2 separate regions of the Homo sapiens genome follow, and region 2 is linked to region 1. The links are chromatin loops, found by intact Hi-C in ENCODE. Cell type or tissue: ovary. All regions are shown on one strand. Links, peaks and the distances in the headings refer to the core of each region. The heading gives the core; the rest is flanking DNA. Region 1 overlaps DPCD (deleted in primary ciliary dyskinesia homolog (mouse)). Region 2 overlaps ARMH3 (armadillo like helical domain containing 3).

Region 1 (2,914 bases), core at 282-2,781:
TATGACCTTGGTCTCCTGACTGGAGCCAGGCCTTGGTAAGGGTGGCCTGGTGACATCACTGTCAGAGCTGGCAGGGAGCCATAGCTTGGAAGGCACCCCTGTCTGAAGTGGGAGTGACAGTCCTTTAAAGCAGTACTTGACAGCAGTTTAAAGCAGACTGGGCAGCAGTAAACCTAATCCCTCCCCAGACTGACAGTGGGGCAGATGCTTGGGCCGCTTGGAAGTCTCTTGCATAATGCTTCAAAAGGGGTACTCAACTTCCCTTTGTGGTCCCCTAGAGGGGAGGCAAACTGCAGGGGTTGAAAGGACAGAAGGTGGCCACAGTGCATTTCCATTTTGGAAATGCATTGATCTCATTTAGGTTTCTGGAGCCCTGACTGATCACAGGAGAACAATGCCCTGTGTGAGGCCTGAAGGGAATGACCCTGAAATGAATCAATCTTGACCTGGGCTAGAGAGAATACAGTCTAGGGACAACTCCCACAAAATAGATTTGGGCATTGAGATGGGAGGTTTTATAAGTTACCTGTCTGCAAGCTGTGAAGCCATTCAACATGCCTCATGGGGATGCCCCCACCCATCTCTTGCTTTACATGCAGTAATGGGGACACAGCTCCTTGTGCATCTCCTCAGGTGATGTGGTGCCAGTCTCCCCTTCCATCTCCCTCAGGCTCACGAGGCCCACAGGGAAGCAGGGTAGCTCCCAGACTCCCCCATCGCAGCCCTGGGTGCTGCCATCCTCTTGTGACCCCCATATCCCATTGCTTTGGCAGGGTTAAGAGGACAGGGGAAAGGGTGGAGATGGATGAATTAATTTCAGGATTATTGCTGTACATGCAGCCAGCAGCCCCTGCAGTGGGCCTTGTCTATAAATATAAAGTCATAATAATAAGGGTTTGTGTTTATAAAGCACTTTGAAGCCCTCAGATAAGAGGCAGTTTATTCCCGTTATTGTTCTCATCATTAACAGGAGTCACTGCCTAAAGTGGAATTTAGCAATTTCAGACAACAGAGAAATTGCCTGTAGGAGAACAAACTCCATGCTTCAGCAAGCATTCCTTGGTGGAAGAGGCCTTGGGTCCAAACTGGGAACAAAAGTGCTTCTGATAGCACTTGAATCTGCAGCCCAGCACTTTGTGAAGCTGGCTGCTGCCTCTTTTTTGTCCCCCAGAGGTCACTGTCGAATACAGATATCAGACAGAAATGTGATTACCAGGGAGTGAGGAAAGAGGCTAGCTAGCTCACCAAAAAATTCATCTGCCAGCATATCCTCTGGGTCCCATCTCCTGCGCACATCCAGCCATAGGTGGCGCTGTTGGCCAGGAGCTCCATGGCTGGAGGCCCAGGCTAGCTCTCAAGGCAAGCAGGGGTTGTTGGACATTTTTGAAATGATGGGTGAGGCCAGGTGGGATGGGAGTGATGCCCCTGGAGGGGCAGGGCTGAGGGTTGGATTCCCATAGAGGACAGAGGAGTGTTTCAGGGCCCACTTTGGAACCCACACTGAGCCTCTGGTCCAGTGTCCCAGCCTGGCTCATCCCTGCCCTCCTCAGGTCTCTCTGTTGGGAGGTAACCTAGAGGCCGCTGAACCCTTAGCCAGATCGTTCCCGAACCTAGTGGCATTTTTACCTTCTACCTGGAAGAATGTATTTTATACCTTTACTCCCATTAATTATATAGAACTCAATGGGTATTCCTTTATTATTATTATTAATTTGGAAGGGAGAGATTTATTTCTCATCAGGGGTTACAGCCTGCATAGACATTCTTTTTTATTTTTATTTTTATTTATTTATTTTTTTTTTAAGAGATGGAGTCTTGGCTGGGCGCGGTGGCTCACGCCTGTAATCCCAGCACTCTGGGAAGCCAAGGCAGGTGGATCATCTGAGGTCAGGAGTTTGAGACCAGCCTGGCCAACATGGCGAAACCCTGTCTCTCTAAAAATACAAAAATTAGCCAGGCGTGGTGGTGCATGCCTGTAGTCCCAGCTACTCGGGAGGCTGAGGAAGGAGAATCGCTTGAACCCAGGAGGTAGAGGTTGCAGTGAGCCAAGATCATGCCATTGCACTCCAGCCTGGGTGACAGAGTGAGACTCCATCTCAAAAAAAAAAAAAGAGATGGAGTCTTGCCCTATTGCCCAGGCTAGAGTCCACTTCTTGCAATCATAGCTCACTGTAGCTTTGAACTCCTGGGCTCAAGGGATCCTCCCGCCTCATCCTCCTGAGAAGCTGGGACTATAGGCGCATACCACCCAATCTGGCCAAGTTTAAACAATTTTTTATAGCGTTGAGGGTCTCTCCATTTTGCCCAAGCTGCTCTCAAAATCCTGGGCTCAAGTGATCCTCCTGCCTTGGCCTCCTGAAGTGCTGAGATTACAAGCATGAGCCACCACACCCAGACCAGGGTGGCCATTCTGGCAGGTGGGGAAGTGTGGCCTCTGGCCAGAAGCCAAAAACTCAATGGCTACTCCCTTCCACAGTGTTTAGCTTTTTAAGGATATAGTACATTTAAAATCTGTTTTCTGATCATCATTCTGTCAGGAGGTGGACAGGATCCATACTTTTATTCTTGTGTTATAGATGATTATATAAATGTATATATAAAGTCAGCATGATGAACCAGCTTGCTGAAAGTTAGTGACTGTCTCTCCTGATACTCAGACATCTGCACTTCAGAAATGCACATCATGGCATTTCTCTCTGATTTGACCTCTTCCTTCACCTGGAGGTTCCATAACCTGCCCCAGTTCTAATATTCTGGAATGTGGTTACTAACCAAAGCCAGAGTTTCTTTACCCATACTTGCCTTGTCTCTGAAGAGCTGGGTTGGTGACTTTACTTGAAGGAATTGATTGCAGTGTATCATGTCCTTGGCCTCACATATTAGTGAGGGATGAATCAGGGAAGGAAAAAAGTGC
Region 2 (2,914 bases), core at 146-2,645, 410 kb after region 1:
TTGTTTTTATTTTATTTTTTTTTGAGACAGAGTCTCACTCTGTCACCCAGGCTGGAGTGCAATGGCGCGACTTCGGCTCACTGCAAGCTCTGCCTCCTGGGTTCACGTCATTCTCCTGCCTCAGCCTCCCAAGTAGCTGGGACTACAGGCGTCCGCCACCACGCCCAGCTATTTTTTTTTTAATTTTTTTTTTATTTTTAGAAGAGACAGGGTTTCACCGTGTTAGCCAGGATGGTCTTGATCTCCTGACCTTGTGATCCGCCCACCTCAGCCTCCCAAAGTGCTGGGATTACAGGCGTGAGCCACAGCGCAGGGCCCAGCGCTCAGTATTCTATGACTTCCTTTCAATGTATGTAAACCACGTTATCTGTTAACAGCTAACCTTAACCTGGCCAGGATATTTTTTACTTTTTTCCTCTGGAAATTGGTGAGATAATAAGGTGAGTGGCTTGGCCTATTTTATCTCCAGTTGTAATTCCACAGTGGTGTGGAAAGCAGAAAGCCCAATATAAAAATCCACATAGCGGATAATACCAGGGATTTCTAGTGAGCAAAATGAAGTCATGACAATTCATTTGGGTTAACAGGATCAATAAATTGGCCAAAAAAACTAACTTTGCACGTTATTAGACCCATTTCAGCACCAATGGAAACATACATATTTGAGGACAGCAGGAAACAAAGGCAACTGATTCAACTCCTTGTTACTACCACTTACCAATGCAAAGCAGGGTTTAAACAAGTACAGCCAGATAGGCTTTTCAATGGAATTAATCGGTATGAAATTTAGAGAGAAAAAAACACTGGGATTTTTAATGTGACCAACCTGAGCTAATACTGTGATGAAGTTGCGATTTAAATGAACAGCTTCATAAAGTGCCAGAAGAATGGCCTCATTGGTTCTAAAGAAAAAGAGAACAAATTGGAGCAGTTTTTATAGTGGGGGGAGTTAAAACAGTATAACCATGAAGATAAGATTGGATTGCACCCCAGCGCCTCATTATCAATTCCTTTGCATTTCTAAAGTTCCCCTTTACTTGCCATTTGGGCGTATGCAAAAGTGTATAGGCAGGAGTCAGGGCCTTCACTTTAATTCCTTAGGACCAGTTCTCATCTACTTCATTATCTTCCCTCTGTTTTTCCACCTCAACCCAGTTAAGTCCTCAACTGGCTCAGACACCCATCCCTCTTTTGTTTCATTGCAGAGATAGTCTGGCAACAGTTGTTCAGCTTATTGTCGCTCAATACATATGAAAAGCAGAAATTTCTAAGGGTCCATTAATGTTCAAAACCCATGAAACATTTGAAAATCACCAAAAAAGTATGATTCTGTAAAAGATTAGCAAGAGGTAACACTGCACACTCTCATATCCAGCAGGACAGCCCACACTAAAGTCCAAGTCACTGCACAAGAATGTCAGGCACTTACTGTACTGAGATTTTCTCATGGGCATCTGCTATGAACATGCTGCCCACCTGTGGAAGAAAAGGGGAATTGCAAACTTATAGCAGGAGGATATGAGAGGAGCTTTATGCCTAGGAAGCCTTTTATCAGTGAAGAAAACAAGCTGCTTCCACCTGGGGAGAACTTGGAACTCTAGGCCATAAGTCACACACACCAAAACCAGCCCACTTTGAAAATCTTAAAAGACTCATAAGTAATAAATGAAATAATGAGAATCCTACTAAATCATCTTGCCTAGTAAATCATCTTGCCTACTAAATCACCTCGCTTTAAAGAAAAAGCCTAGTACTTTTGTCCAACTCTCCTTTTCAGTGTGTAAGTTTAGTCCCTCTGACAGTTAACCTACACATCTTCATCACTCTGTATCTTTCCTAGAAGTTGCTTATTTGAAGTCAGAAACTAACTTAGGAAAAACTTCACAGGAAGCAGGCTGACTTCAACCAACATAAAGCTATCTTTGGGAACAATATTCAGGTTTCAGACCAAAGCTGTCTATATGAGATCCACTCTCCATTTTTCAGATAACAAAATCTTTAGTTTGTGTCCTAGTCAGAGCAAGTGAATAAGTAAATGGAGTAGGCTGCCTCTAATGTGTATGATATCAGAAGCACTAAGATGCCTACACCCACTAAAAAATACCTCTTCCACCTCCTTAATTATGCTTGAAACTATACACAAACCTATGCTCCTAGAGCTTCATGTGTTTGGTACAAAACTTTCTGAAAACTTGACTGAAAGGCAGAGATATCTGGGAGCAGTATAATTGTATCTAATTCATTTCATCAAACACCAGTACAAAACTCATACTTCTCTAGCCCCTGAGAGACTTCACTCATTTACATTTTGGAGTTAAAGAGTTTATCAGGCCCCTTCCTGAGAACAGGCTGAGAAGGCAGAAGGAACAATTCGTAAGCAGTGGAGGAAAAAGAATTGCAGAAGTGGAGGAGGAGAGGGGGCAACTACTTCTTGCAACTAACCAAAAAATTGTCTTGCCCTAGAGCTGAATACTTGGATAATAATGCCCGAAAGACAGACTTTCTGAATCTGCCTAGATTCTAGAATCTCCTAGATTTATCTCTTCAAAATCAGTCCCAGATTATCTGGTACCAAATGCCAAGAAACCTTGCCCTGGAGTCTTGCCAGCTGGACCAATAACTTCCCTAAAATTCAGACCTCTAAGCCCAAACCCTAAGCTATTAGAAGAGTGGCACAGATCTACTGCACGATCGCTCAACCCTAGGACCAGCTATGAGGATCAAACAGCCATGGCAGACAGCAAAGGAGCATTCAGGAGAGCACTCAGATCCAAACCCTACTATACCGTGTTCCACAAGGTCAGTGCCTAAACGGAGCCAACTCTTTAGGAAGCAAATTCTGGCTTAATGTGTACCTTTTCTTTAGCCTTTAAAAAATTAATTAATTAATTAATTAATGTGGAAAAACTAAGTG

Evidence for each region. Peaks named below come from ENCODE experiments on the same cell type or tissue, not always from the same donor. Only the 100,000 strongest peaks of a DNase experiment are listed, where the experiment ranks them.
Region 2: it touches region 1 in a loop (4-fold over the local background); 7 of 110 quality-filtered maps call a loop at or near these places.

What each region holds. Positions count from the first base shown.
Region 1 is chr10:101,601,659-101,604,572 of GRCh38, forward strand. The region is part of intron 4 of DPCD (deleted in primary ciliary dyskinesia homolog (mouse)); the gene reads left to right. Among named protein-coding and RNA genes, the nearest start is that of MIR3158-2, 1.6 kb to the left of the region's middle. RefSeq lists a silencer at 1,228-1,387. In ovary, for the core only: a CTCF peak has its summit at 1,323; a DNase peak (open chromatin) is centred at 1,323.
Region 2 is chr10:102,008,548-102,011,461 of GRCh38, forward strand. It overlaps ARMH3 (armadillo like helical domain containing 3), which reads right to left. Exons shown (of 26, transcript NM_024541.3): 12 at 1,430-1,476; 13 at 827-902. Among named protein-coding and RNA genes, the nearest start is that of ARMH3, 46 kb to the right of the region's middle. RefSeq lists an enhancer at 1,300-1,369. In ovary, for the core only: a CTCF peak has its summit at 1,472; a DNase peak (open chromatin) is centred at 1,460.